2 separate regions of the Homo sapiens genome follow, and region 1 is linked to region 2. The links are chromatin loops, found by intact Hi-C in ENCODE. Cell type or tissue: Caco-2. All regions are shown on one strand. Links, peaks and the distances in the headings refer to the core of each region. The heading gives the core; the rest is flanking DNA.

The links. Hi-C counts contacts between places; a loop is a spot of excess contacts. Peaks named below come from ENCODE experiments on the same cell type or tissue, not always from the same donor. Only the 100,000 strongest peaks of a DNase experiment are listed, where the experiment ranks them.
Region 1: a loop joins it to region 2, with 4 times the contacts of the local background. A loop is called at or near these places in 4 of 110 quality-filtered maps.

What each region holds. Positions count from the first base shown.
Region 1 is chr2:65,443,616-65,458,934 of GRCh38, forward strand. LOC105374780 (a long non-coding RNA gene) reads right to left here and starts at 12,910. Exons shown (of 5, transcript NR_187891.1): 1 at 12,690-12,910; 2 at 12,045-12,145; 3 at 10,268-10,367. It overlaps LOC124907784 (a long non-coding RNA gene), which reads left to right and starts at 13,903. Exons shown (of 2, transcript XR_007086495.1): 1 at 13,903-14,981; 2 at 15,183-15,319. In Caco-2, for the core only: no CTCF peak of the experiment used is centred there; DNase peaks (open chromatin) are centred at 8,756, 9,133 and 10,466.
Region 2 is chr2:65,520,694-65,536,012 of GRCh38, forward strand. No RefSeq gene overlaps it. Among named protein-coding and RNA genes, the nearest start is that of LINC03050, 74 kb to the right of the region's middle. In Caco-2, for the core only: no CTCF peak of the experiment used is centred there; DNase peaks (open chromatin) are centred at 6,857 and 7,278.

The DNA.
Region 1 (15,319 bases), core at 4,153-12,152, 76 kb before region 2:
ATTTGAATCCCTGAGAAAAAGAAAGATGAGTGAGCAGAAATGCCACCACCCACCCCTTCCTGCCTTTAGAAGTTCTTGTGTGAAGCAGTGATGCCAGGAGCTACCAGGAGGGGAAAGCCATGGAAGTCAAAGGAAAGCTGACCTAGAATCCTGAAATCGTCAAGATAACTGACATAACCAGTCTTGGAAACTACCTATATCTGGACTTCACATTATGTGAAGTAGTAAGCGTCTATTATTTAAGCCACCTTTATTCTGTGTCTTGTTACTTTCAGCCAAACTAAGTGATTCACACAGCATGGCTTCATTGTGTGCATTCCCTGCTCTGCAGGGTTGTAAGTAAATCTCAGTCTTCCAGCAGCGGGTGCCTGGGCTTGGTTTGCCACCTTGCAGAAGAGGACTAAGCAGCAGTTTTTAGACATATCTCTTTGAGATGTCATCTGCTGATATTTGTAGGCTGAGAAATTTTTGGTGCTTTTTGTGTAACAACTTAACATTGGGCAATCTACAAAAATGTAAAAACCTCTAGCCTATGTATGCTTACAAGCATGCGTTATATGCTTGTAACTTATTGTTGCTGTATAAAACTCTATGTTTTTTTTCCATTGTTATTTGTGCTTATGAAATAACACAAGCCTTAATTTAAAAAAAAAAAAAACTTGGCCGGGCGCGGTGGCTCACGCCTGTAATCCCAGCACTTTGGGAGGCCGAGGCGGGCAGATCATGAGGTCAGGAGATCGAGACCATCCTGGCTAACACAGTGGAACCCCATCTCTACTAAAAATATAAAAAATTACCCGGATATGGTGGTGGGCGCCTGTAGTCCCAGCTATTCAGGAGGCTGAGGCAGGAGAATGGCGTGAACCCGGGAGGCGGAGCTTGCAGTGAGCCGAGATGGCACCACTGCACTCCAGCCTGGGCGACAGAGCGAGACTCCGTCTCAAAAAAAAAAAAAAAAAAAAATAGCCAAGTGCAGTGACACATATCTATAGTCCTAGCCACTCAGAAAACTGAGGCAGGAAGATTGGTTGAGCTCAGGAGTTCGAGACTAGCTGGGTAACATAACAAGACCCTGTCTCAATTTTAAAAAAAGAAAAGTAAAAAGAAATGTAAGCCTTGTTCACTGTATAAACAGTTAAAGTGCAAAAAAGTATTGAGAAAAGAATAATGTCCCAGTAATCTCACCACTCAGATATAACCCCTGCTATTAATGGTTGATTTTTCTTTTCTTTCTTTCTTTCTTTCTTTCTTTCTTTCTTTCTTTCTTTCTTTCTTTCTTTCTTTCTTTCTTTCTTTCTTTCTTTTCTTTCTTTCTTTTTTTTTTTAAAGAAGTTTTGCTCTGTCGCCAGGCTGGAGTGCAGTGGCGTGATCTTGGCTCATGGCAACCTCCACCTCCAGGGTTCAAACGATTCTCCTGCCTCAGCCTCCCGAGTACCTGGCACATGCCACCACGCCCAGCTAATTTTTGTATTTTAGTAGAGACAGGATTTCACCATGTTGGCCAGGATAGTCTCGATCTTTTGACCTCGTGATCTGCCCACCTCGGCCTCCCAAAGTGCTAGGATTATAGGCATGAGCCACCGCACCCCACCGGGTTTTTCTTTTTTGAGACAGGGTCTCGCTTTGTCTCCCAGGTTGGAGTGCCATGGCATGATCTTGGCTCACTGTAGCTTCCGCCTTCCGGGATCAAGCTAACCTCTTGCCTCAGCCTTTCAAGTAGCTGGAACTACAGTTGTGTGCCACCATGCCCAGCTAATTTTTGTATATTTTGAAGAGATGGGTTTTTGCCATGTTGCCCAGGCTGGTATTTAACTCCTGGGCTCAAGTGCTCTACCCGCCTTGAACTCCCAAAGTGCTGAGATTACAGATGTGAGCCACCGTGCCTGGCCATGTTTTTACATTAAAAAAAAAAAAAAAATTGGGGGTCTGGGCTCACACCTGTAATCTCGGCACTTTGGGAGGCCGAGACAGGTAGATAACCTGAGGTCAGGAGTTCAAGACCAGCCAGACCAACATGGTGAAACCCCACCTCTACTAAAAATACAAAATTAGCCAGGCATGGTGATGCATGCCTGTAATCCCAGCTAGTCGGGACGCTGAGGCACAAGAATCGCTTGAACCCGGAGGCGGAGGTTGCAGTGAGCTGAAATCACACCCTTGCTCTCCAGCCTGGGCAACAAGAGCGAAACTCCCTCTCAAAAAAAAGAAAAAAAAAATTCTAATTTTTAATTTTTGTGGGTACATAGTAGGTGCATATATTTATGGTGTACATGAGATATTTTGGTACAGACATGCAATGCATAATAATCACATGGAAAGTGGGGTATCCATCCCCTCAAGCATGTATCTTTTGTGTTATAAACAATCCAGTTATACTCTAAGTTCTTTATTTTTATTTTTATTTTTTTTGAGACGGAGTCTCGCTCTGTCCCCCGGGCTGGAGTGCAGTGGCGCGATCTCGGCTCACTGCAAGCTCCGCCTCCCGGGTTCACGCCATTCTCCTGCCTCAGCCTCCCGAGTAGCTGGGACTACAGGCGCCCGCCACCACCGACTAATTTTTTAAAAAATGTACAATTAAATTATTATTGACTATAGTCGCCCTGTTATGTTATCAAATAATAGGTCTTATTCATTCTTTCTATTTTTTTGTACCCATTAACTGTCTCCATCTCCCCACTGCCACCCCCGACTACCCTTCCCAGCCTCTGGTAACCATTCTTTTGCTCTCTATCTCCATGAGTTCAATTGTTTTGATGTTTGGGATCCCACACATAAGTGAAGACATGCTATGTTTGTCTTTTTGTGCCTGGCTTATTTCAGTTAATGATTTCCAGTTCCATCCATGTTGTTACAAATAACAGGAGCTCATTTTCTTCTATGGCTGAGTAGCACTCCATTGTGTATATGTACCATATTTTCTTTCTTTCTTTTTTCTTTTCTTTTCTTTTCTTTTTTTTTTTTTGGAGACAGAGTCTCAGTCTATTGCCCAGGCTGGAGTGCAGTGGCGCGATCTCAGCTCACTGCAACCTCCGCCTCCCAGGTTCAAGTGATTCTCATGCCTCAGCCTCCCGAGTAGTTGGGATTATAGGTATGCACCACCATGCCCGGCTAATTTTTGTATTTTTGGTAGAGAGGGGTTTCACCATGTTGGCCAGGCTGGTCTCGAACTCCTGACTTCGTGATCTGCCTGCCTTGGCCTCCCAAAGTGCCGAGATTACAGATGTGAGCCACTGCGCCCGGCCTTGTACCATATTTTCTTTATCTGTTCATCTGTTAATGGACATGTAGGTTGCTTCCAAATCTTGACTATTGTGAACAGTGCTGCAACAAATATAGGAGTGCAGATATCGCTTTAATATACTGATTTCCTTTCTTTTGGGTACACATCTAGCAGTGGGATTGCTGGGTCATTTGGTAGTCATATTTTTAGTTTCTTGAGGAACCTTCAAACTGTCCCTATAGTGGCTGTACTAATCTACATTCTCATCAACAGTGTACAGGGGTTCCCTTTTCTTCACATACTTGCCAACATTTGTTATTGCCTGTCTTTTGGTTACGAGCTGTTTTAGCTGGGGTTAAGATGATATCTCATTGTAGTTTTGATTTGCATTTCTCTGATGATCAGTGATGTTGAGCACCTTTTCTTTTCTTTTTTTTTTTTTTGTTTGAGACAGAGTTTCACTCTTGTTGCCTAGGCTGGAGTGCAGTGGCATGATCTTGACTCACTGCAACCTCCATCTCCCGGGTTCAAGCGATTCTCCTGCCTCAGCCTCCTGAGTAGCTGGGATTACAGGTACACACCACCACACCTGGCTAATTTTTGTATTTTTAGTAGAGGCGGGGTTTCACCACGTTGGCCAGGCTGATCTCGAACTCCTGACCTCAGGTGATCCACCCGCCTCAGCCTCCCAAAGTGCTGGAATTAGAGGCATGAGCCACGGTGCCCAGCTGAGCACCTTTTCATATGCCTGTTTGCCATTTGTATCTCTTCTTCTGAGAAATGTTTATTCAAATCTTTTGCCCATTTTTAAATTGTATTATTAGATTTTTCCCTATAGCATTGTTTGAGTTCCTTGTATATTCTGGTTATTAATCCCCTGTCTGATGGGTAGTTTGCAGATATTTTCTTCCATTCTGTGGGTTGTCTCTTCACTTTGTTGATTGCTTTCTTTGTCATGTGGAAGCTTTTTAACTTGATGGGATCCCATTTGTCCATTTTTGCTTTGGTTGCCTGTGCTTGAAGGGTATTACTCAAGAAATGTTTGCCCAGACCAATGTCCTGGAGACTTTCCCCTAATGTTTTCTTGTAGAAGTTTCATAGTTTGAGGTCTTAGATTTAAGTCTTTAATCCATTTTGATACGATTATTCTATGTAGTGAGAGATACGGGTCTAGTTTTATTCTTCTGCATATGGATATCCAGTTTTTCCAGCACCATTTATTGAAGAGACTGTCTTTTCCCCAGTGGATGTTCTTGGCACCTTTGTTAAAAATGAGTTCACAGTAGGTGTGTGGATTTGTTTCTGGGTTCTCTATTCTGTTCCATATGTCTATGTATCTGTTTTTATGCCAGTACCATGCTGTTTTGGTTAATATAGCTCTGTAGTGTAATTTGAAGTCAGTAATGTGATTCCTCCAGTTTTGTTCTTTTTGCTTGGGATAGCTTTGGCTATTCTGGGTCTTTTGTGGTTCCATATAAGTTTTAGGATTTTTTTTTCTATTTCTGTGAAGAATGCCATTGGTATTTTGATAGGAATTGCATTGAATCTGCAGATTGCTTTGTGCAGTATGGGCATTTTAACAATATTGATTCTTTCAATCCATGGACATGGAATATATTTCCTTTTTTGTGTGTCCTCTTCAATTTCTTTTATCAGTGTTTTGTTATTTTCATTATAGATATCTTTCACTTCTTTGGTTAATTCCTAGGTATTTAATTTTATGTGTGGCTATTGTAAATGGGATTACTTTGTAAAATTTCTTTTTCAGATTGCTCACTGTTGGCATATAGAAATGCTACTGATTTTTGTGTGTTGAGTTTTTTTTTTTTTTTTTTTTTTTTTTTTTTTTTTTTGAGACAGACCTGGCTCTGTTGCCCAGGCTAGAAAGCAGTGTGATCTTGACTCACTGGAACCTCTGCTTCCTGGGCTCAAGGCATCCTGCCATCTGCCAGCCTCCCTAGTAGCTGGGTGTGTGCCACAATGCCTGGCTAATTTTTTGCACTTTTTTTGAGATGGTGTTTCGTCATGTTGCTCAGACTGGTCTTGAATTCCTGAGCCCAAGTGATCTACCCACCTTGGCCTCCCAAAGTGCTGGGATTACAGGCATGAGCCACCACTTCTGGTTCTGTGTAGATTTTGTATCCTGCAACTTTACTAAATTTGTTGATCAGTTCTTGTTTTTTTTTTTTTTTTTTTTTTTTTTTTGAGATGGAGTCTTGCTCTGTCGCCAGGCTGGAGTGCAGTGGTGCGATCTTGGCTCATTGCAACGTCTGCCTCCTAGGTTCAAGCGATTCTCCTGCCTCAGCCTCCCGAGTAGCTGGGACTACAGGCACGCTCCACCACCCCCAGCTAATTTTTGTATTTTTAGTAGAGACAGGGTTTCACCATGTTGGCCAGGATGGTCTCCACCTCTTGACCTCGTGATCCACCCACCTGGGCCTCCCAAAGTGCTGGGATTACAGGCGTTAGCCACCATGCCCAGTGATCAGTTCTAATAGATATTTTTGTGTGTGTGCAATTGTTAGATTTTTCCAAATATAAGATCATATCATCTGCAAACAAGGATAATTTCACTTCTTCCTTTCAAATTTGGATGCATTTTATTTCATTCTCGTGTCTGATTGCCCTAGCTAGAACTTCCAGTACTAAGTTGAATAATAGTGGTAAAAATGGGCATTTTTGTTGTGTTCTAGATCATGGAGAAAAGGCTTTTAGTTATTCCCCATTCAGTATGATACTAGCTGTGGGTCACTGCTAATGTTTTAAGTGTGTATTTTTATAGTCTTTTTCTGTATAGAAAGTATAATTTTAATAAAAATAAGATCATGCTGAACATACTCCTTTGTAGCCCCTTAAAAGAAAAACAACTCAGTGGTAATATGCAGAGGTCCTAAATGTCTCATGCATGTTTTCTAGAAAGCAGCTATGACTTGATACCATTCTCTTTAGTCTTAATGCCACAGATGTATAGAGCTTTTCACAGATGTGAAAATAGTTTTAAATACATTATTTTATTATTTTGTGCCCCCACCATAACCCATCTACACTTCTACAAATAGTGAACTTATTTGCTTAACTGATTTTCTTTACCAACTAAATCAAGAATTTCTGGAGGCGGTGGGGAAAGCAACTATCAAATAAACTAAATTTTATACCCACATAATTATATCTGTCAGAATGCCTAGTGTATATAAAGTACTCAGTACAAATTTATAGAATGAACAAAAATATGCTTGTATAGTTTTTGTTTTGTCACGACTGTAATTGTTCTGTTGGTAAATTTACACTACTGTCTCCATTGAAATTCTCATTTCAAACTAGTTAAGATCACACAGTGATTAAGATCACAAAAGAAAGAAAGAAACATTATCATCATCAGCATCATCATATGCCTCACCATTATTAAACCCTTTAATGGTTCTGGACTTTAAGGTTCTGCCTGCTAGTTGTAGACGTGAATTTTAAGCATTGAAATTTTACCCAAACCCAAACAGCTCAAAGATAAGAGGAAACTTCATCAGATATTCCAATATTTCAATAAGCCTGATATTTTTTGGTGAGCCGATTTAAAAAATTCAGGTAGCAGGCCAAATGTGTTCATTTTTATCTTGATACTTGTCATCATATAATCTCCACTTTCCTATCTCTTCTTCTTCATTTCCATTTCCTCCTAAACCAGTCGCAGACCAGCGCCTGTCCTCACTACTTCACACAAGCTGCTCTTTGGTCAGGTCACTTCATCTGATTGCCAAATCTGCCAGTCTTTCTTCAGTCCTTGGCTTGTCACTTAACAGGGCTGACCACTTCTACTATCTTGAAACTCTTCCATCAGTGACTTCTGTAACCCCAACTTCTGGTTCCTCTTTACCTCTCCATTCATTGATTTATTCAGCAAAAAATTTAACTGAGTACTGGTGTTAGGTGCTACAGTAAAGGAATGCAATCATATTAATAAAGCTGGTATTAATTGAGTGTCTTACCAAGTGCTAGTCAATGATTCAAAAATTTAAACACTTTACATGTTTACATGTGTGAACTACTTTAATCTCACTAGAACAAGGGACAGCAAACCTTTTCTTTAAGGGCCAGATAGTAAATATTTTCAGCTGTACAAGCCATATGGTCTGTGTTGCAACCACTGAACCCAACCTTTGTAGCATGCACGTGGCCATAGATAATACATAATCTAAAGGGTGTGGCCATGTACCAATAAAACTTTATAAAACAAGTGACTAAGTTTGGTCAGGAGCTGTAGATTGCCAACCCCTGCACTAGAATCTATCTAAGTTCCACCAGGGCAGGAATTTTGGTTGGTTTCAATATAGAAAAACAAATGCTTAGTTAATATTTAATGAATGAAGGCTCTCCTTCTAAGATAGAAACTATTTGAATCCCCATTTTATAAATAAGACAACCAAAACACAGAGGTTAAGTAGCATGCCCAATGTGACCAACTGAATTGGCAAATCCAGGATCAAAACCCACATAGTTTGGCATTAGAACTTATATTCTTAATCACTGTACTGTACAGTGGTGACACAGAGAAGGTTGTTAACTGTTCTCTGGGAAGTGGGAGTGGGAGCCAGGAGAGGTAATTTTAACTGGATCTTGAAGAATGAAGAATTCACCAGGAAGAAAAGTAGAGGAGAGGGAGAGGCTTTGCGTTCTAGCATGTGGAAACTGCAGGTATAAGAAACAGATGTCTGATACAACATGGTATTATGAGCAAATTGGCAATAAAGGAAAACCATTGCTTAGGGAATGCACTCAATTTTCAGCAATTCACATGTCTGGACACAGGTTTTGAGGTGGAGAGTGGCAGAGATGGGCTAAAGAAATATGCCGGGGGCCTTGTGTGACATGTGGATGAATTTGGATTTTAACTTGGTGGCAGATGGGCTACTGAAGTGTTTTGAGCATGAGAAAGAATGACCATATTTGCATTTTAGGTCAATTTTTAAAATTACATTTTATTTTAAAATTAGATGATACATGCATATTGTACAGCCTTCAAAAGCTGAAAAGGTCTTCTTCCTGCTTGTTTCCACTATCCAGTTCTGTCTTCCAAAGGCGCCCACTGTTTCCAGTTAGAAAGATGACTTTCGGCCAGGCGCAGTGGCTCACACCTGTAATCCTAGCACTTTGGGAGGCCAAGGCGGGTGATCATCTGAGGTCGGGAGTTTGAGACCAGCCTGACCAACTTGGAGAAACCCTGTCTCTACTAAAAATACAGAAAATTAGCCAGGCATGGTGGCGCATGCCTGTAATCCCAGCTACTCGGGAGGCTGAGGCAGGAGAATCACTCGAACCCGGGAGGCAAAGGTTGCAGTGAGCCGAGATCAGGCCACTGCACTCCAGCCTGGGTGACAGAGCAAGACTCCATCTCTAAAAAAAAAAGAAAGAAAGAAAGAAAGAAAGAAAGATGACTTTCACTGTAGTGTGAAGAATGGATCAGTCCTGGGGCCATACCAATCTCTTGACAGAATGTCACAGCTCTCAGATGTCTCCGACTTCCAGTAATACCTCCCTCCCTCACCACTTCTGGCCTTGAGATGGTATCTCAGTCACTAGCCTGGAGGGCTGTGGTATCACTATGGTTTCCCTCTCCATGCATTCTTACATTCTAAATGGGGGTAATATTGCCTCTAAAGGGGTGAAAATTAGTCTGGGGGAGCAAAACAATCTTAGATATGAAATGGTTTGTTGGCCTCCAAAGCTCAACCCTACTCACCAAAATTTTGTCAAGGGAAATTTAAATTTTTCTCTTAGGATGAAATAAGGAGATAATGACAAAAGGTTGAGCAACACTGCTCTACACGTTTGTAAATATTTCCTTGACTAGATCCTTTTCAAATGACTCAGGCTGAATGTGCACCTGTTTCCGCCCAGGTACCTAACTGATCCAGGAGATAATGGAATTCAGAGGCTTGAATGGAGGATGGTGATCCATGTGGTCATAGAGAAAAGGCAGTGTAACATCTTGGGAGTAAGTGTGGACTGCTGGGATTAGATCCTGGCTCTGCCATTTACTATTGGCTGTGTGACTTTAACCCCTCGTTGCCTCTGCAAAGTAGGGGATAACAATTGTACCTGTCTCCTGGTTTTGCTCAGGATATTGCTCAGCATATGTTAGCTATTGCTCAAAGACTCAGATGGTAGAGCATCAAAGGAGGAGGGAGTTTTGCTGGAGGTTGGAAGAGCTAAAGGTTTAGAAGTAGGATTGAGGAATGTGGAGAGCGCCAGTACCACTTTCCATACCCATGGGTTGTGGGGCATGGGAAAATGAGTAGCATCCTTTCTAGAATTCAGCAATGGAATCATGTTCCTTAGGGATTACAGTTACTTTTCAGTTAAGGCAAGGAATGAGCCAGGAGGTTAAAAGTGGAAAGAAGTTTATATACAATTGAATGAAAGCAGGGCACAGAAGAAAGATCTGGGAAGGAAGAAGGTAGAAGGTGGAGAGGAAGCCCAGAGCAGGATAGCAGATTGGAGATTAGGGTAAGGGAGAAGAGACCTCCAGAGGCAGGAGCACCGCACAAGATGGCTCAGACTGAACAGAGCAGGAGGTGGTGAACTATGGCCGGATCTAGCCAGCTGCTTATTTTTGTATAGCTCGCAAACTAAGAATAATTTTTACATTTTAAATGGGTTTTTAAAAATGAATATGAGAGCATTTCATGATACATGAAAATGATATGAAGTTCAATGTCAGTGTCCATAAATAAAGTTTTTTTGGATCATAGCCATGCCCGCTCATTTAAACATTGTCTATGGCTGCATTCCCACTACAACAGCAGAAATGAGTAGTTGCAACAGAGATTGTGTGGCCCACACAGTGGAGACTATTGGCCCTATCTGGCCCTTTATAGAAGTTTATTGCCCAGGCACAGTGGCTCATGCCACTGTAATCCCAGCACTTTGGGAGGCTGAGATGGGCAGATTGCTTGAGCTGAGAAGTTCAGGACCAACCTGGGTAACATGGCAAAACCCCATCTCTTAAAAAAAAAAAAAAAAAGAAAAAAATTAGCCAGGCATGTCAGTGTGCACCTGTAGTCCTAGCTACTCAGGAGGCTGTGGTGAGAGGATCGCTTGAGCCCAGGAGGTAGAGGTTGTAGTGAGCCTTGTGTTCATACCATTGCATTCCACCCTGTCTCAAAAAAAAAAAAAGAAAGAAAGAAAGAAAATTTGCTGGCTCCTGTTCTAGCACATCATTCATAGTCTGCAATATGAATGGCACCTCCAGGAGTTGTGCAACACAGATGACCTGGCTCTAGGAGCACTCAGTTTGGATAAGTGATAAAGGATTACAGTGAGGAGAAGAATGGATGGAATTAAATGGCCTCAAGGCTCTTTTTGGAATGTAGTCACAAAGTTGTTATGTTAGAAAAAAGCAAGGCTGTCAGCCTGGATTCAAGCCACCACCTCTTGGCTGGTGAGGAGCTAGGTGTGGTAGACACTTCTGGTTGCCCACACAATTTTTGTTTCTCCTTTTGTTCCTTATTAACAGAAGGCTGATTTTATCAAGGTAGCAATGTACCCTGTTAAAAATAATAATCTCAATAAGAAAAGTCCCCAAAGAATGATGGGGACATGTCAATAGGACACAGAGCCAGCTTAAAGGGGTTCCTAATGGCCAATCTGGGACAATTCCATGTTAAAATAAACTCTGATAGTAATGGGTTGTAACTTATCAAGTAGAATAAAAATCTTTGAGTCCGTACGGAAATAAATGAATAAGTGGAGAAAGGAAAGCTTTCCATATGGTGCAAGGCAAACTCATACATGGAAAGACAGAATTAGAAAATTACCATCTTATTGTTTCAGGCAAGGATTATCAATGGATGCTAAAACTAGTGGGTGAAGTTTTGATGAGAAACATGATATTTATATCATCTCAAAGCCTCTCCTCACAGATTCTTATTAATTTCAAAGGGTAAAATAGGGACTTTATAGTAGAGAAATCTGACGGATACTACCTTACCACCTTAACCAAGTTATCAAAGCTAATATCATTAGTAACAGAACAAGTCAAAATAGGGTAGCTTCTGCCATGATGCATCGAGAAGGTTGCAGCATCACTTCTGTGGTATTCTAGCCAAAAATACCTAACCTGAATCCTGAGGAACTGTCAGACAAACCCAAATAAGGGATGTTCTGCAAAGTAACTGGACTTCAGTTTTCAAAAATACCAACAACATGAAAGGCAAAGACAGATTGAGGAACTATTTCATGTTAAAGTAGACTAAACCAACATGACAACGAAATGCAATGTTTGGTCCTGGATTGGTTCCTGGACCAGAAAAAAAGCTTCTTCTCTGTTATAAAGGACATTAGTGGGACAATTGACAAAAGCTGTAGATTAAATAATAGCCTTGTATCAGTGTTAATATTCTGATTTTGATCATTGTACTGTGGTTATGTAAGAGAAAGTCTTTATTTTTAGGAAGCACATACCAAACTAGAAGTAAATGAGCATCACGCATGCATGAGAGAGAGAGAAAGAAAATGATAAAGTAATTGTGGTAAATGTTAGTATTGGGAAATTTTGGGTGAAAAAATACAAGAATTCTTTGTACTACTTTTGCAAATTTTGTCCATTTGAAATTATTCCAAAGCAAAAAGTTTAAAAAAATACTCATTTTGCCCTGGTACTCATGCAGTGATATATTCATATACCCAATCTTGGCCAATGGGTTGTAGGTTTTAGTCCAGTGAATAGGGCTTATCAGAAAATGATTGTTTTTCCTCATAAAAAGGGAGAGACTTGGCAAATGCCTTTTGCCCTTTGTCCTTCCCCTTCCTGCTTGGAATAAGAGCTTAATACCTGGATGTGGAGCAATCATCTATGATTATGAGGACAGAAGGAGCTGGAAGTAGCACGGGTCTTGATGGCTTCTTTGGGCATCAGCCTTGGACTGCCTGCCTCTGAATAAGAAGTCTGTTAGTACACTGTAGTTGGGTTTCTGTTACATATAGTCAAATCCAACTCCAACTGAGCTAGACTGTCTAAGGCTCCCAATGATGTTTACAGTTTTGAGTTTGTGTGGCTTGACTCCTCAATCTCCTTCACAGGCAGCTGCTTTTGGTTGCCCCTCACATGTGGGTGTTCTGCAAGTTTGGTCCTCGGCCTTCTCCTCCCTCTGCGGTCTGTCTACATGGGCTGCCTCATCCACTCCCACTTACCATATAGACTCTGATGATTCGCAATTACCATCTTCACCTAGAATTTTCTCCTGATTTGCAGGCTACATATTCAGCTACCTAGGGATATCTATGTCTATGGTCCATATTCACTTCAACAGTTGCAAAGCTAAATTGCCTTTTCAGCTACACACACATAATCATGCACACATCCAGCCCACAATCTAACCACTTTCCCAAGCCAGAAATGCAGGAGTCATCATCCTCTCTTCTTCCTACTTTTTTACCCCCTACATGCAATTAGTCATCTAGATCTTGATGACTGTACCTCCTAAGTAGTTTCTGAATCCATCTCCTCTTCTCCATTCCCATCAGGTAGGTGCCTCATCATCTGTCACTGGTATTTTTTATTAATGTTTTAAATAGTCTCCCTGTCTCTGTCCTTTGTTCCCCTAACAAACTGCTATCCATTATTTTCTAAAATGCAAATATGATCACCATACTCTCCTATGTAAAAATTTCCTACCACTTCAACTGCTAATGGTAATTCCCCCCAACCCCGTCCCCTCCCCCCGACTCCAATTCCTACTGTGACATAACAATGCTCATAGGATAACCTCTTGGCTGCCCTTCTGTGCCATTTCTTGATGAAGGAAGGACTGTTGACTGCCCCTGGCTGATTTATTTTATTCTTAGGAGGCAGATTCTCCCAAGTCTCCATAAACCAGTGATCTTCCTTTGGCCCCAACTGTCTCTTACCCACAGCAATTTGTACCTCACTTTATTCCATGTCAAAAGACCTGCAGTGTTCTTTTACTTGTCACAAAAATAAATTTTATACATTGATCAAAATGAAGTGTTCGGGCCACTCTGTGTGATAAGTGAGGGTTGAACACTGCCTGAATCCAGCAAACACCATTCATACTACACTTGATCTTAACCAAAAGGCTGAGAAGCAATAACAAACACCATTCATATGATGACATTTTAATCAGTTCGTAGTAGCCCAGGTAGGCAAGCTCCAGGGATGTTTATAAGGCAACCTGGCCCCACATTATGAGTCTCCTGTCTTGGCTACTTTTGAGTTAAGCAATCCTGGGCTCCCGGGACTGATTCCTCCATTTCCTGAGGCAAGCTGCTGGGGTTTGGGTGGAATATGTGATTAAGAATCTTTAGTCACAGAGCAGGAAACAAGGGTACCCAGCTTTGGAGGCACCAGCCATTCACCTTTTCCCTTAATAACCTTCCCCATCCTGTTCTACCACACCTAGTATTATTATTATTTTTTTTTTTTTGAGATGGAGTCTCACTCTGTCGCCTAGGCTGGAGTGCAGTGGAGCGATCTCAGCTCACTGCAAGCTCCACCTCCTGAGTTCAAGCAATTCTCCTGCCTCAGCCTCCCGAGTAGCTGGGACTACAGGTGCTCACCACCATGCCTGGCTAATTTTTTGTATTTTTAGTAGAGACGGGGTTTCACGGTGTTAGCCAGGATGATCTCAATCTCCTGACCTCATGATCCGCCTGCCTTGGCCTCCCAAAGTGCTGGGATTGTAGGCATGAGCCACCGTGCCCGGCCTATTTTTTTTTTTAAACCCAGATCAAATGGAACCTATTAAAGGTAGAGTTGGACATTCCTCCTATGAGCAGAGTTAGACAGTCCTCCTAGAGCTTCTGTGGTATTTATTACACTCTAATACAATTATGTGTTTGTATGTCCGTTTCCCTGCATTTGGTTTCTTTTAATAGCATCCAAATGCAAATCTGACCTTTTTTTTGTTTGTCCTTCTATCAGCATACAATAGAGCCTGACATAGAGAATAATCAATAAGTATATATTGATTGATTAAATGAATGGATTTTTTTTTTTTGTTCCAGGTAGAGTGTAGTGGAAAAAGCCTAGACCCTGGTACTATTCCCAGTTCCTCTGCTAACTTGCTATGTGACCATAGTCTCTCAGCAGCTCCTTCACCTCATCAATGAAGTGGAGTCAGTACCACCCACTTTGGAATAATTGTTTTGAAGATTAAAAGAGTTAATGATCATTTATCCATTCAATTGTAGGGATATGCTGAATGCTTCTTATGAGCCAGGCACTGTGGTAGGTACTAAGGCTATAACATTGTCTTTTCCTCATAAAGCTTTTCAATCTAGCGGGAAAGACAAGTAATTAAACAAGCATCTACAATAACATATAGTGAAAATTGGAATAGGAGAAGAATAAGGTCCTATGGGAACATACAACAGGGGGCCCACCTTAATCGAGGGGTTAGGAAGAACCTCCCCAAATGGTATGAAAGAATTGTAAAGTACTATACTCATGTCAGGTAGGATGTTATTACTATAGATGAGACTGCCGTTGAGCTCATAGAAGGAAGCCATCACACTGTGGAGAGTGAGGCTTCCTGGAAAAGTGGAGTGTTGAGCTGGACTTAACTTCCTTTGATGTTGCTGGCTGATTTTCATTAGGAAGATGTGCCCTTCGAATGGTGTCTCCAGGATCAGAGATGGATCTGTCTTCATCTGTCCATACCCCAACTCACCTTGTTGCTATAAGAAACTGAGCCCTCCAGTTCAAGAATACAAACCACAGAGAGGGGAATACTGAAGGGAAATCTAAAAGGTCAGTGATGTTTCTAGGCAAGGCATCTGTGGAAAGCTGACTTCTGCCTTCAAATGCATCTGGAATCCAACCACCTCTCACCACCTCCTCTGTAACCCCCTGTCTAGACCACTCTCATTGGTCACTAGATTGCAGAGACCTTCAGACTGGTCCTCCTGTTTCCACCCATGCCCTCTTAGAATTTCTTCATGCACATTCCAGCTCCAAATGTCTGTGTTCCTGCTTTGGGCACATTGAGGTGAAGAAGACCAGTGATTTGCCAAGGAAAGAAGGGCTTGTCTGAAAGAGTCAGGAAGGAAATTTATGCTCCCTTAGAAGATGAGAAAACAGAGATAGGG
Region 2 (15,319 bases), core at 2,973-10,972:
AGACCAGCCTGGCCAACATGGTGAAACCCCGTCTCTACTAAAAATACAAAAAATTAACCAGGCGTGGTGGTGGGTGCCTGTAATCCCAGCTACTTGGGAGGTTGAGGCAGGAGTATTGCTTGAACCTGGGAGGCAGAGGTTGCAGTGAGCCGAGATTGCACCATTGCACTCCAGCCTGGGTAACAAGAGTGAAACTCTGTCTCAAAAAAAAAAAAAAAAAAGAGCCATATTGTTTGTTTGTTTGTTTGTTTGTTTGTTTATTTATTTATTTATTGAGACAGGATCTTCTTCTGTTGCCCAGGCTGGATGGAACCGGCACCATCATAGCTCACTACAGCCTTGACCTTTTGTGCTCAAGCAATCCTCCCATCTCAGCCTCCCAAGTAACTGGGACTACAGGTATGCACGACCATGCCCAGCTAATTAAAACAAATTTTTTTTTAGAGACAGGGTCTTACTATGTTGCCCAGGCTGGTCTCAAACTCCTGGGCTCACGGGATCCTTCCACCTCAAACTCCCAAAATGCTGGGATTACAGGCATGAGCCACCTTGCCCAGCCATATTATTTTTTAAAGCGTTTGTACTCCCACCAGCAAAGTATGAGAATTCCACTTACTCCACATCCTCATCAATGTTTGACATTGTCAGTCTTTTAAATTCTAACCATTCCAATGTGTGTATACACAGTGGTGTTTCACTGTGGCTTTAATTTGCATTTCTCTATTGAATAATCATGTTGAGCATCTTTGCATGTGCTTATTTTTCATTTGTATATCTTTTATAAAGTATGTATTCATTTTTTTGCCCTTTTTTTCTTATAGAGTTATAAGAGTTTTTTTGTTTTTGTTTTGTTTTGCTTTGTTTTTTGAGAACGAGTTTTGTTCTTGTTGCCCAGGCTGGAGTGCAATGGTGCAATCTTGGCTCACTGCAACCTCTGCCTCCCGCGTTCAAGTGATTCTCCTGCCTCAGCCTCTCGAGTAGCTGGGGTTACAGGCATGCATCACCACGCCCAGCTAATTTTGTATTTTTAGTAGAGACAGAGTTTCTCCATGTTGGTCAGGCTGGTCTCGAACTCCTGACCTCAGGTGATCTGCCCGCCTCGGCCTCCCAAAGTGCTGGGGTTACAGGCATGAGCCACCGAGCCCAGCAAGAGTTTTTGAAGTATTGTGCACACAGATCTTTTACCAGATATTTGTTTTGCAAATATTTTCTCCTGGTCTCTGGCTTTCCTTATTGATTCCTTAACTGTCTTTTCTTATTAGTTTTGTTTCTGAACTGTATCTTTTCAAGAGTAAAATTTTAAGTTTTGATGAAGTTCAATTCATCGATTTTTTTGTGTCCCTATTTTTAAGAAATCTTTGCCCAATGCAAGGCTACTAAGATTTTCTCCTATGTTTTCTACTGTTTGTTTTATAGTTTTATCTCTTATGTGTAGGTTTATGATCCAATTTATTTTAATTTTTTGTATATACTATGAGTTAGAGATTGAGATTTTCTTTTGCCCATGCCTATTTAATTCTCCCAGCTCCATTTGTTGAATGTCTAGTTTTTACTTCATTGAAGTGCCTTGGCATCTTTGTAAAAATCAATTTGCCATATACATATAAGTTTATTTCTTGACTTTCTGTTTTGTTCTGATACCATCACTGCCTTTTCTACTATCGCTTTATAAAAAGTCTTGAAATCAGATAGTATAATCTACCTTTGTTCTTCCTTTTCTTTAAAGCTGAGATTTAAAGTATAGGAATTTAATTTGGTCCTGTATCTGGAATGAAATGAAACTGGTCCAGATTCCACCTCGAATACTTGCTAGCTGGGAGATCTTAGCCAAGTCACATGTTTTACCCGAGTCTCACAATACTTCATGGCCTTGTGAAGATTAAATGAATGATTGAAAGTTTAAAAAATGGGCTGGGCATGGTGGCTCACACCTGTAATCCCAGCCCTTTGGGAGCCCGAGGTGGGTGGATCACTTGAGGTCAGGAGTTTGAGACCAGTCTGGCCAACATGGCAAAATCCCATCTCTACTAAAAATACAAAAATTCGCCAGGCGTGGTGGTGCATACTTGTTATCCCAGCTACTTGGGAGGCTGAGGCAGAAGAATTGCTTGAACCCAGGAGGCAGTGGTTGCTGTGAGCTGAGATTGCGCTACCACACTCCAGCCTGGGTGACAGAACAAGACTCCATCTCAATTAAAAAAAAAAAGAAAGTTTAAAAAATGTACTTTTAAAACGGTAAAGAGAGATGCACATATCACCTGATATGTTGTTATGGTCCTAGGAGTGGTTATTCTATAGGCAACCCAAATAATAGTGCCTGCTTTCTTGCAGTGTTAAAAAAATATTAGCCGCCCATACTTACTGTACGCTCCCTACTGGGCCCTCCTGCAGAATAATGAGAAATCCTTACCCCTTGACACTCTTGGCCATGTGACTTGCTTGGGCCAATCAGCTGTGAGCAGAAGTGACATGTCCTCTTCTAAGCAGAAGCTATAAAAGCCATCATGTGTCCTCCACTTTTTCTTTTCTTCCTCTCCATTAGATTGCCCCAAACCCCCATTTTTCTGGATGCTGTTCCTTGTTCACTTCCCTCTCCCTTATATGCGTGGGTCACTCAAGAACAGCCATGTACTTCCATGGCCCTGCCACCCTGGTCTCAGATGGGCACCTGAGGGTTTGGGGGCAATGATCTGTCCCCTGCAATTTTTAGACTAGAGTACAGCTAGTCAGGTCAATCTTTCTTCAGTGGTTGAAGCTATAAGCTGTACAGTTTGTGGCCACTGCTTTCCGCCTTGTGAGTTATAATGGAAATCTACCATGTGTGGCTGCCCAAATCTTGTAAATATTTCCACATTTCAGTAGTGCCATGTTTCGTGAATCTTGTCACCTCAAGGTAGGTTCCAAAAACCGTAAACCAACCAGCCAACCTACAATTCCCAGCTTCCATTGCAGCAAGAGAGTAGAATCATGGTCTAGGTTCTCCTAACCAGATAATCCTATGTGGAATTTTGATTTGCAAATATGTGAGAAAGCAGTTTGGGTGAGTGGCTAGTGGATTGGTATCAGGTCCCTTATTGGGTCAGTTCTTTAGCAGGGTTCTGGGAGTTGTTCTAGGAAGACCAGCCTAAAACCTGTTTCTCCACACTTTCAGTGATTCTGTGAGCTAATCCAAGGTAGTTTTCAAAATACTTCACAAGTGGCACAGCCTGGGCCCTGCTGCACCTGACAGGGTGCTGTGACCAGGCAGAAGGGAAGTGGCTGTAAACAGCCAGTAAGACTGTGCAGGTGTATACAAGCTGATTGTCAGTCCGAGGACAAATAATGTCCTTTCAAAAATCCTTTTCTCCTTAAGCCATATAGATTTTGTTGCCTACAGCCCAGAACCAGTTCTTAATGAAAGAGAAATGTAAGTTCAGTTCTTGGAGAGTGGTAGGGAAAAGGTGCAGAGTCCATCCCAACGTGGCCAAGGCCCTGATTTCTGTCATTCCCAAGGTCCAGCTGCATCTCTGTTTGTCCATAGCTTGACTTTATTTTCTTTTTTAAAGACAGGATCTGACTTTGTCACCCAGGCTGGAGTGCAATGGCACTATCTTGGCTTAATGCAACCTCCCAGGCTTAAGTTATCCTCCCAGTCTCAGCCTCCTGAGTAGCTGGGATTACAGGCGTGTGCCCCCACTCCCAGTTAATTTTTGTATTTTTTTGTAGAGATGCGGTTTTGCCATGTTGCCCAGGCTGGTCTTGAACTCTTGGGCTCAAAAAGATTCGTCCGTCTCCACCTCCCAAAATGCTGAGATTACAGACATGAGCCACCATGCCCATTCCCACCTTTCTTTCTTTAAAAAGATGAACATTAATAAATTAGATGAGAAAAATGAAAGAGTAGGGGCTGAGAAACTTCGGTTAAACAATGATTTATTTAATGAAGAAGCAGCATGCATCAGAGAAGCTCTTTGATTCTGCTTAGAGGCAGATCCTGAAGGAAAGATTTGACTGCAAGTAAATTATTTAGGAAATGATTCTAGGAAACAACTGTGGGAGAGGGAGGAAGTGAGATGGAAAGGGAAGGCAGCCAACGAAATGTGCTTTATCAAGCAGGTTACCAAAATGTGGAACTGGAGCTTAATCTCATTTGGGAACTTTGGAGGGTTGTAGAAAACACACCCACATGTGCTACCCAAGAGGTGAGGGAGCTGGGATATTTATACACCAGCCTGGTCAGTCACTGGTTGAGGGCAGCTAGATGGTGGTGTGGTGGGTAATTATCCGGCAGAGTGGGTCCAATAGGCAGAGAAAGCCCTTAGGCGAAGAGAGACAGGTTGGCAGTTGGAAGTTGGGCAGCTGTCCTGAGATGGTAAGAGAGAGGGGAAATGGGTGTGGCATGGACAGCTTCTGCCAGATCTTGTTTAGACTTTTCCCTGAATGCACACCTATGTGAGGCACCACTTCCATAATAAAAATGTCACATGGTAGTGACATGCTTGTGCTAAGGTAGATTCAAATTTATTTCGGGTTTAAGATCAATGGGAACATTTAAAAAATGAATTGCTCATATAATTATTGCTTGAAAGTCCATCTCTTCTGTTTGACTGTAAGCTTTCTGAGGGCAGAGCCTATGTCTTTATTTGCTCACTGTTTTATCCCTGGGCTTTAGCATGGTGCCTAACACATAGCAGAAATTCAATAATTTTTTTATTGAATGAATTTGGCATAATTAGACAATGTGGGGTATTGCTAGATGTTAAAATTTGAAAAAAAATCTGAATGTGTGCAACATAAAAAACAAAACCCCAATGATTTATCTTTATAGCTCCAAAATGTCATTATTAGCTTAAGAATATATTTTTGTGTGACAAGCAAGTTGATTTGCTTATTAAATTATTAATTGATATGTTTAGAGGGCTACAGACCTTGTAAAACATTGGAGGAGGTTTTGTTTTTTTTTTTTTTAACCCCCTTCTTAACTCAAAAAAGTCTAAGGAGGGAGAAAGAAAAAGCTGATTTTTCAGCTGTTTGTTTTCTTTTTCCTCCCAACACTCTGAGGTTTCTACGTGCTGTTAAAACAGGGCCAAGAATCCCTGGCTTGGATTCTGTCTTTCCTTGGGGGCAGAAGTTTCCCTCTCAGGCCTCCGGGGTCTTTCCAGTCTGCAGTCTTCAAATATGGGCTGACCAACCCAGAAATGATATTTTTTGTTGACTAACTCCAGGCACATATGTTCTTTCGTGGAGGGATATTTTTGAAAGAAAGGCTGCACAGTTTCCATTTGCAAGAGAAGAGTATATTTTCAGAAGCTTCTATGGGAGGGAGACTGACCTTTGCTCTAACACAGAGAGTCTTCTTCAATCTGGGATTTTATGGGGAACCTCATCTATTTTCTTTCTTCTTCTTTCCTGCTGGAGCTAGTTTCCTCTGTTCTCTGGTTAAACATTTTTATTGGATGGATTTTACAATGGGGAGGAACACATACTTTTTTGTTGAAAGACCATCTCCAGCTAATGGAATCTAATCGGGCCAAGGGAATAAAATTTGGGAATTCAATTTCCTCAAACTGAGTCGACACTTCACTGCTCCTGTTTCATGCACTTTGAAATATGGCGTGTTCATGTTTGAAGGCACAGAGAGAGTTGAGCTCATTCTTAAGTGAGACATTCTAGGCAAGAAATAGCTAGAACTAATATTAAAATCGTCAACTGTAAACGCCCCTTCTACCCCAACAAAAGACAACAGTATGTGAACTAAACCCCTCCCTTCTATACGGATGCTGCAGAGAAACCCCCTGTTGTCCTTTGGGAACAATGGTTGGAATAAGTATGTAATGAGTGGGGGTGAGGAGAAGAGTTTGAAATTAAAAAAAAAAAATGTTTCATGTGGTAGATCAGAAGCTGACCAATAAAATATTGCAACATTTATACCAACCAACCCTATGGTTATGGTTGCAACTGTACGTAATTATATCTCATTTTCATTTCATTTATTTTTAAAGAGCTTAGAGATTTCTCTTTCAGCTAAAAACAGTATAGGGCGTTTCATTGATGATTGGGAGAGGGAGGGTGGAAGTGTGGTAACAGAGTCACCTTGTTACTGTGCACTTGGGATATATGCTTTGGTCCATGACAGCTGAGCATAGAACGACCTCATTCAGGAACAAATATCGTCTAAAGATTTTGTCTAAGAAACCCAGTGCTATGTACCCCCTAGTTATTTACAGAGAAACACAATAATTTCTATAAAACTGAATGTGTAAACAAAAATTAAAATCCAGCCTCAAGAAAGGAAGAGCATCTTCTCTAGTCTGTCTGTGTAGGCCCCTCCCCAGTGGAACTTCAAATTCCTTTCCCAATCCTATTTGCCACTCTCCCCACTCAGAAAACCTTTTCTCAAGGAAACTTGCCCACACCTCCACTCACATATTCATGGAGAAATACTCCTAGTCTTGAGCGTTAGAATGCTATTGTGTGAATGTTGCATTTTGATTTATTAATAGGACATTTGAATCCATCTTTACTCTCAATCATTCAGCATATTTCTAATCTAATTTTATACACCAGTTTATAATTGTTCTCATTAAAGAGCTGTGGAACAGCCTGACTTTAAAAGGAAAGTAATGGAAATAGAGAAAGGAGAAATCAGGGTAACTGGGCAGAGACAATATCCGTTCTTTCATTTTTATATAGAAATAGAATTTTCAGCTGAGCATAGGGCTGCCCAGCTAAGATGACAAGAAGACCAATCTGCCTTGTAGCTAGGACCAAGTTTTGGCCAATGGGATGGGCAGAAGTGATGTGTGCAGCTTCTAGGTCATGCCTTTAAGGGGAGGACACTTCTGCTGAACTTCCCCTATCTCCTACTGCCAGTGACAGAGGTGTGGATGTCAGCATGAGACATCCTAGACCATGCAGATAAGGACTATGCCCATGGATGGCAGATCAACAACATAGCAAGCACCTGAGTCTCAATCCTGGGCACTACTGTGTCAGCCCTAGATATACCCAGACTATTACATAAAAGGGAAATTACATTCTCTCTTGTCTAAACTACAGTTGTTTTAGATCTCTTTTGGAGCAGCCAAGCCTGTGTCTGACACTGAAGAATTTTATTACATTCTTCAGCCCTGGAGAATTTCATTAAAGAGACCTCCTTGCAAAGTTGGTAATCTCCACACATTTTGCTTTGCTTATCTAGGCAGGTCAAGTCCAAAGTGCATTTTTCCAAACGCTTCTGCTCCTCTTTCTGCCTAGGAGTACTCTTATCAGTGCTTGGGGTGGGGGTGCTGAACTGAACCATGAACTTAGGAAGTTAAGCTATCTCTGTGGGAGTCACGGGTGCTGGATGAGAGCAGGATAAGCAAGCTACTAGAAAGAGAGACACAAGAGGGCTCCCAAGCCAAAAGGACTTGAGGCCTTGAGCCTTCAGGGAAATGGATGCATCTGAAGACAGAGTGGCCCTCGAAGCAGGACTGGTTGGCCGCAAAACAAGAGAAATGGTGGTGGTGTCATCCTTGCTTTGCAGGAAGAATACTCTCACTGAGCTCTCTTAGAGTACTTCTGGCCTCAGTAGCCTGCAGGAATGGAAAGGAAAGGGTTTGTCAAGACAGCTCTGTGTGAGCAATGTGCAGCAGGCTCTTCTCAGGCTGAGGCCATTAATCTTTCATTCATTGAATCACCTTTGCTCTGATGTCTCATTCACCAAGCCCTCTTCTGCTGCAATTTGGTTTCACACCTGGATCTCCTACAATGAAAGTGCTGATCATAGAGACTTTGAGCCTTTCTGGTCTTTGTGATGTGGATGGCTCATGGCAAATAAATAAAGTCGCTGCAGGTCAGGATTTGGCTTCCCAAGTTGCTTGCATAAAGAGTGAATAATGCAGATCTTGCTGCAGGTGATTTGGGCCCAGGTGGAGTTATGTTTCTCTTTGTACCATAATGCATTTGCATTCTGGTGTCTGCCTAAGGCTTGGGTCCTTTTCTGTAGAATGAGACCATTTTTTAGCCCTGATAACCCCTCAGGGAGTCTCTGAGACCACTTAATACATTAAAAATCCACCATGGGTTCCTGCCCTTGTCTACCAGTTTTCCCTTGGACTAATGGCTGGAAGTTTTTTATGTTTGATGAGTGTGACATTAGATGGACAAGTTCACCCCATGCCTATTCCCTGAGTTATATTCAGCTCTAGGACACTTGCCCTTACCCTGTGCCTTTTTCTTCTTCCACTGAAAAGAGCATATGAGAATGTAAGGAGGCTTTCCATCCAGGAGAGAAAGCCTGGGATCCTCTCTAGGTGGTAATGAGAAAGGTTAACTTTTGCAAAGCAACATATTCCTTCTGCCATGCTTAACCTTGATGGGGTCACATTCCAGTGTGGGGAGGCTGCTGTTGTAAAGTGGGGGACCCCCTTCTACCCTGGTCTGCTCTCTCTCTGCTGAGAGCCAGGGATATTGCTAGATTTGGCAAAGCATAATGTTCTGGCTCTTTATGAGCGTATGCTAAAGTATTCAGTCTTTTTTCTAGGTGAGTTCATTTTGCTTTGAGACAAAAATCTTAGCATTTGCCCTTGATTTTTTACCCTAATTTGCAATTTTAATATTATTTGTGATTAATTTTTTAAAAAGCTTTTCATTTTCTAGTCTAAATTAATTATAGTCTTTTATTTTGGAGAATAGAAAGCTATGTATTTTCAGCTTGAAATATGTTAGAATGATGAGTGGGGAAATAGTTTTGTTTAATGGAAAGAGCACGTGTTTTAGTGTCAGATTTTTAGCGGTGTTTGCGATATAGCACTTTATCGTTCTGAGCCTTGATTTCTTCATCTTTTAGTTAAAAGGGGATTTTTGCAGGACTGTTGAGATAATTAGATACTGTTTGTAAAGCACCAGCCAGGGCCTGGGATGGAGGACATTAACAGATGATGCCCTCCTTTATCTTTCTGTACAGCGGGTGTGCCCCAGAGCAATGCAAGGATCAACCATAGATGCCCAGGTTGTCCTAAACTTTCAGGAATCCCCATTTGAAGGTGACTCCATAGGTTTTCTAGGCTGAGTTTTGGGAGTTTCTGGTAGTGGTGGCAGAAATGGAGTTGGAGGAACAATGTGTGTGTGTGTGTTTGTGTGTGTTTGTGTGACAGAGACAGAGAGACTGCCCAGTTTTAGGGATTTCAAGGGAAGGAGCTGTTTTAGCTTGATCTTATACAACATCCCTGTGATATCAAAAACTTGGGGCTGGGCGTGGTGGCTCATGCCTGTAATCTCAGCACTTTGGGATGCTGAGGCAGGCAGATCACCTGAGGTCAGGAGTTCGAGACCAGCCTGACCAACATGGAGAAACCCTGTCTCTACTAAAAATGCAAAATTAGCTGGGCGTGGTGGTGCATGCCTGTAATCCCAGCTACTCGAGAGGCTGAGGCAGGAGAATCTCTTGAACCCGGGAGGAGGAGGACACGGTGAGCCGAAATGACACCATTGCACTCCAGCCTGGGCAACAAGAGTGAAACTTGGTCCAAAAAGAAACAAACAAACAAACAAACAAACAAACAAAAAAAAACTTCGGTTCTGTGTCCATTTTCTGTAGCTGAAGAAACAAAAAAAGAAACTTGGGTTCTGTGAAGATAAATCAGCTCAGCACTGGGTGCTGTTAACAGGAAGGGAGTGGGATCAATTGGCCAGTCACAGATGGATGGGGAGAGGCAGGAGAATGACCACCTGTGCCAACAGTGGAGAGGCTCTGGAAGGTCCCCATGCCCCTCAATGTTCCTAAATGTTTCTTCTCCTGCATACTAATCTGAAATAACTGAAACGCCACAAGTTATTTTTTTTTCCTCTCTCTGGAATCCTTGTGTCTTTCTTTCTTTCTTTTTGTGCTCCCTGTAACTACACACCCAGGTAGCTCCTTCTGAAATGGTGCTGTGTCTGGGACTAGTTTGGAGAAATCTGGAAAACTTGCTCATGACTGTATTTAAGTCACTTTGTCTCTCTGGGCCTCTTAAAATTAGTCACTTATTGAATCTCTGCCAGAGCCAACCAGATCCACAATTCTAAATGTAAAAGATTGTTATCCACAGAGTTGGCTTCTGGAGTGGGCATCTTCAGCCATCCTAGGGAACTGTGGGTGGGTAAAGGTTGCACGGGATGCTGAAGACAAACTTGAGTCACTTCTCAGGCAGGCCCCAGCCTCACTGTGGGTGCCTTTAAGGCAGCAGTACCCAATCTTTTTGGCATCAGGGACTGGTTTTGTGGAAACCAATTTTTTCTATGGATGGGAAAATGGGACTGGTTTCAGGATGAAACTGTTCCACCTCAGATCATCAGGTATTAGATTCTAATAAGGAGCATGCAGCCTAGATCCCTTGCATGCACAGTTCACAATAGGGTTCTTTCTCCTAAGAGAATCTAATGCCACCGCTGATGTGACAGGAGGCAGAGCTCAGGCGGTAATGCTCTCTTGCCCGCTGCTCACCTCCTGCTGTGTGGCCCAGTTTCTGACAGGCCATGGACTAGTACAGTGGGTTGGGGATCCCTGCTTTACGGGAAAGGTACAAAGGGAGTTTCCCACAGTTTGAGAAACTGTCCTGTCATTTTTAGACTCAAGTTGTTGAAAGCAAAGCCATCATCCTTGGGATTGTCCTATGAGTCTTGCCAAACTGTAGGACACAAGGAGATGACAGAAGTGATAAAGACAATTTTTGTCTCTCCACTAATTTTAGGCATTGTGGGAATTGGAGCCAGGAGTTCTGGTTTTGAGGCCCAGGCTTACCACTGATTAGCTCAGTGGACCTGACATCTCTGGGTGTTGCTTTCTTCCTCTGTTAAGTGGGGAAAATCGTACTTGACTTGTAGTTGAGGGGAGATCATGTGCTATGGACTGACTTATGTCCTGCCACACCCCAAATTCCTATGTTAAAGCCCTAACCCCTAGTGTGCTGGTGTTTGGAGATGGGATAGAGTTAGGGATATATCTTTTGGGATATAATTAGGTTTAGATGAAGTCATGAAGTTGGGGCTCTCATGATGGGATTAGTGCCCTCACCGGAAGAGACATCATAGAGCATGCTCTTGCTTTCTTTCTGTCTATCTCTTTGTCTGTGTGTGTGTGTGTGTGTGTGTGTGTGTGTGTGTGTGTGTGTGTTCATGTGCATGTGTTTTTTGTGAGGCTGGAATGGGAAAGCTGCCATCTGCAAGCCAGGAAAAGACCCCTCCCCAGGAATAGAATCTGCCAGCCCCTTAATCTTGGACTTTCCCCTAGACTCCAGAACTATGAGAAATCAATGTCTGTTGTTGAAGCCACCCAGTCTATGGCATTTGTTATGGCACCCTTAGCAGATCAAGACATTGTGGTCCCTCCCTCACTCACTCACTCATTGGTCTCTTATCTTTTGAGCACTGTTTATTGTGTTCTGAGCATTGTTCTCAGAAGTGAGGATACAATGAACAAAATAGACCAGGCTCTCACGTCCCTACAGTTCAGTGGGGGAAGAAAGACAGAAAACGAAAGAAATGAGATAATTTTGGATTGTGATAATAGCCTTGAAGATACTGTAGGCATAATAGTAGGTGAAAATAGTTCACAATCAGTGAATATTTGTAGCACTCCCACCCATAGCTGCTTCTGATCACTGTCCGTGCTATGTTGCCAGCTTTGGAAATGTCTTCTTCACCTTTGTCCTGAATCACAGGAACAGTATAGGGCATTGACACAGAGATGGCACTTCTTGTTTTCTGGGACAACTCTATCCTTTTGTAGCCCCATCGCTGAAATCCCTCCCCTACATCTTGCCCCCTATCAGGCAGCACATCGCTCCAACACTCTTGGAGTTGGGATGCAGAACCTGTATTTTGGGTTCTTCTTAGAGGTGATGGGCTGTTGTCATAGCAACTGCTTCCTAGACTTAACCGTCAGCCTCAGTGGAGGTTTCTCCTCAGCTTTTCAGGCTGTAGGCAATGCTTTCTCCTCAAATGCCAGAGCTGATCTAACTCCCCTGCCTCTAGCCTGCAAGCTGGAGAGACTCTTTACTTTCAAGGAAGTCTGGCTTTTACAGGTTCAAGCCTTTATAAGAACACCAAAGCAAGAGCAAGTCCAAAAGGGGCCTCCCTGCCTGGATGACAGAGGTGCTGGCTGGGGCTTAGGTAAGAAGCTCTCCTTTACCTCTTGCCCCTCACTGATCTTTCCAGACCCCTGGGGAGGCTTATGCAGGGGGCTCTGGCGGCAATTTCCCTATCCATTTTGGGTTGTGTTAGTTTTCAGGTTTCTCTGCTGTTTGGATCCTGATGTTAGATTCAAAGGCCAGATTTATAAGGTCAGGAGAATCAAAGACGGCCAGTGACTCACACACTTTCATGTTTCTCAGCCCTGGCCTGTTGGCAAGTTTCTGGACCCACTTGTAACCACTTTCCTGGAGCCAGTGCAGGTAAAGGAAAGGAGTTTAGCAAACAGGGAAGGGGTGGGCAGCCTGCCTGAACCTGAACCTGAGCCTGGGCCTGTGATGTGGTCAGGCTAGTGTGCCCCACCAGCCCTGGGCAGACGCCGGGCCAGGGCACACACCACTTGGTGCCCACTGGCGCCTGGGAGAGCTCCTGGGTCCCCTGCAGGGTGGGACTGGCTGGGTCATCTGCCCTCAGTGCTGCTATGGGGGGTGCTCTGTGAGGTGGGAGCAGCCAGGGAGAGAAACGGCAGGGCGTGTTGGTGAGGCTCCTATAAACGTGCACTTGGCTGTGTGCCTTCAATGCTGGCAGGCATGGGCTTCTGTTCTGGCTTCTCAGAGATCTTTAGGAGAAGAGAGTTATGTTCACTTCTGTAATCCTCCTTCTCGAATCTTCAGACTATGGGTCATGACCCATAGTGGGGCAAAAACCAATGTAGTGGATTACACACAACATGGAAAAACAAGGAGAAAGAAAAGATATTAATGTTAATTTTTTAGGCACAGTAATGGCAATGCAGCTGTGTAAGAGAATGTCATTATTCTTGGGAGATACACGATGAACTATTTTGGTGTTGAATATCATGAAGTTTGTCATCTACTTTCAAACAGTTCAACCAAAAAATGTCTCTTTGTGTGTGCATGTGTGTGTGTGTGCATGTGTGTGTGTGTGTGTGCCTGTATTGAGAGGAAGGTAGAGTAATATGGTACACTGTTTACTATTGGTAGGCCTAGGTCAATGGTTCTCAATGGACTGTGGGTGATTTTACCCCTCAGAAAACAATGGCATTTTTGGTTGTAATATCTGGGTGTGCGTATGAGGTACTAATGGCATCTAGTGGGTAAAGGCCAGGCATAGCCCTAAATATCCTGCAATGCACAGATGGCCCCCCCACAGCAGAGTTATCCAGCCCAGAATGTCAATAGTGCTGATGTTGAGAAACTCTGCTCTAGGGTAAAAAGTGTTTTTGTATCATTCTTTCAACATTTCTGTAAGGTTGAAAAATTTCAAAAGTAAATAAATAAATGAAACACATAGACTAGTAAAGAAGTCCCAGGCCAGGCGCCGTGGCTCACACCTGTAATCCCAGCACTTTGGGAGGCCGAGGCGGGTGGATCACTTGAAGTCAGGAGTTCGAGACCAGCCTGGCCAACATAGTGAAACCCTGTCTCTACTAAAAATACAAAAATTAGCCAGGTGTTATGGTGGGTGCCTGTAATCCCAGGTACTCGGGAGGCTGAGGCAGGAGAATCGCTTGAACCCTGGAGGCAGAGGTTGCAGCGAGCCAAGATCACGCCACTGCACCCCAGCCTGGGCGACAGAGCGAGACTCCGTCTCGAAAAAAAAAGAAGTCTCGGGGTACGTCACGTGTTGCCACAGTAAAGATAATTATTTGGTAGCACTTATTTTGTTTCAGTCATTTATCTATGGGTGTGTGAACTGGGCTGCAATATGTAAGTATTTCTTATGGGTATTGTGCTCAATATGTTTGAAAAGCACTGCATAATCCATATCCTTCCGGCTGTGCTTGCTGTTGGAGAGATAGAGAAGCTTGTCAAACTCTACTCACTTTCAAGTCATCCATAGTGATAATATAATTTTGTGTTTACGATGTTCCATGCACTGTGCTAAGCAGTTTACATGCATTATTTGCATTATCTTATTTAACCTTCACAGGAACACTTGTGAAGTGGGTATTACTCCTATCCTCATTTTATAGACACACTGAGGCTTAGGTTAAATGGATGGCCCAAGGGCACACAGCTAATAATGGAAGAACAGAGGCTTAGATCTCTTAGACTACAAAATCCAAGCTTTTAAATATTATGCCATCTGCCTCTAACCCTCTCAAAGCTTCCAAACTGAATATTGCTTGCTTTGGAAGTGAGAGGAGCTTCAGTCTCCTGAAGGTTGAAATGTGTGGTTGATCAAGTAGCCATGCCCTCTCCCTCTTCCATTCCTTCCTCTGGAGTCAGTGTATGTGAGCGTGAGTGCTGTTTTGATCTTCGAAGGACAACGGTGTTCATCCTGAAGTGGTGAAAATTTGACCACAAAATAATCTTTAGGGTTGAATGGCAAAAAAGCAACAAGTGATCATGAAAATATTTGACTCAAATTTCAACTTGACCGAGTCGTACCTACATACAGATTTCCCCAAAGCTCAGAGTGCTGCGTTTCAGGGTCAGAAATGAGGGGCTCATACCCCTCCTTCCACCTGGGCAATTTTTAGAGTGTAAACAAAGCTTCAACAAGTTGACCAGGATCCTTGACAGTGGCCCCAATTCCATGTGGTCATTATACAGATGCCAGGAGGCCCCCCAAAGTAAGTGTGGGATCTCAAGAGATGACCAAGTCCAGTCTCAGAAGGGAGAGCACTGACTTCTGGTTAGGATGCTCTTTTGGCTAAAGGCCACACCTGGTTCTAACCCGCATTAGAAACTTTCACTTACCCTTAACTGTTAAGCTCTCACTTCCCACATGGAATTGGTCACTCATCCTGGCAATTCTAATGGGCTGTGCTTTCTTTCTGCATTGACTTTGGAAAGGTCTTCACGTTGACTTCCATCTCCATCACATGTCACCTAGAGTCCAGGTCCTAGACCGTTCTCTATTAATTGTCCACACAGAAGCCCTGAGTCAGGCATCAACAAACATGAGAAATGAAAATCATGAACGGCCACCTAGTAACATGTGAAATGCAAAACTCAATACAAACATTTCATTGCCACAGATGAACTAGGGAGACCTTAAACTTGATCATCCACTTTGCTGATAGGGACTTTCTGGAGCGGTTTCCCCGGTAGGATTTTCTTTGGAGAGATGCTGGAAGTTCAGCTCATGGTTGCTGCTTGTGAGGCTAACTGTTCATGGCTTGTAAGCGGAGGCTACCTGCTCAGTTTGTGGACCTGGT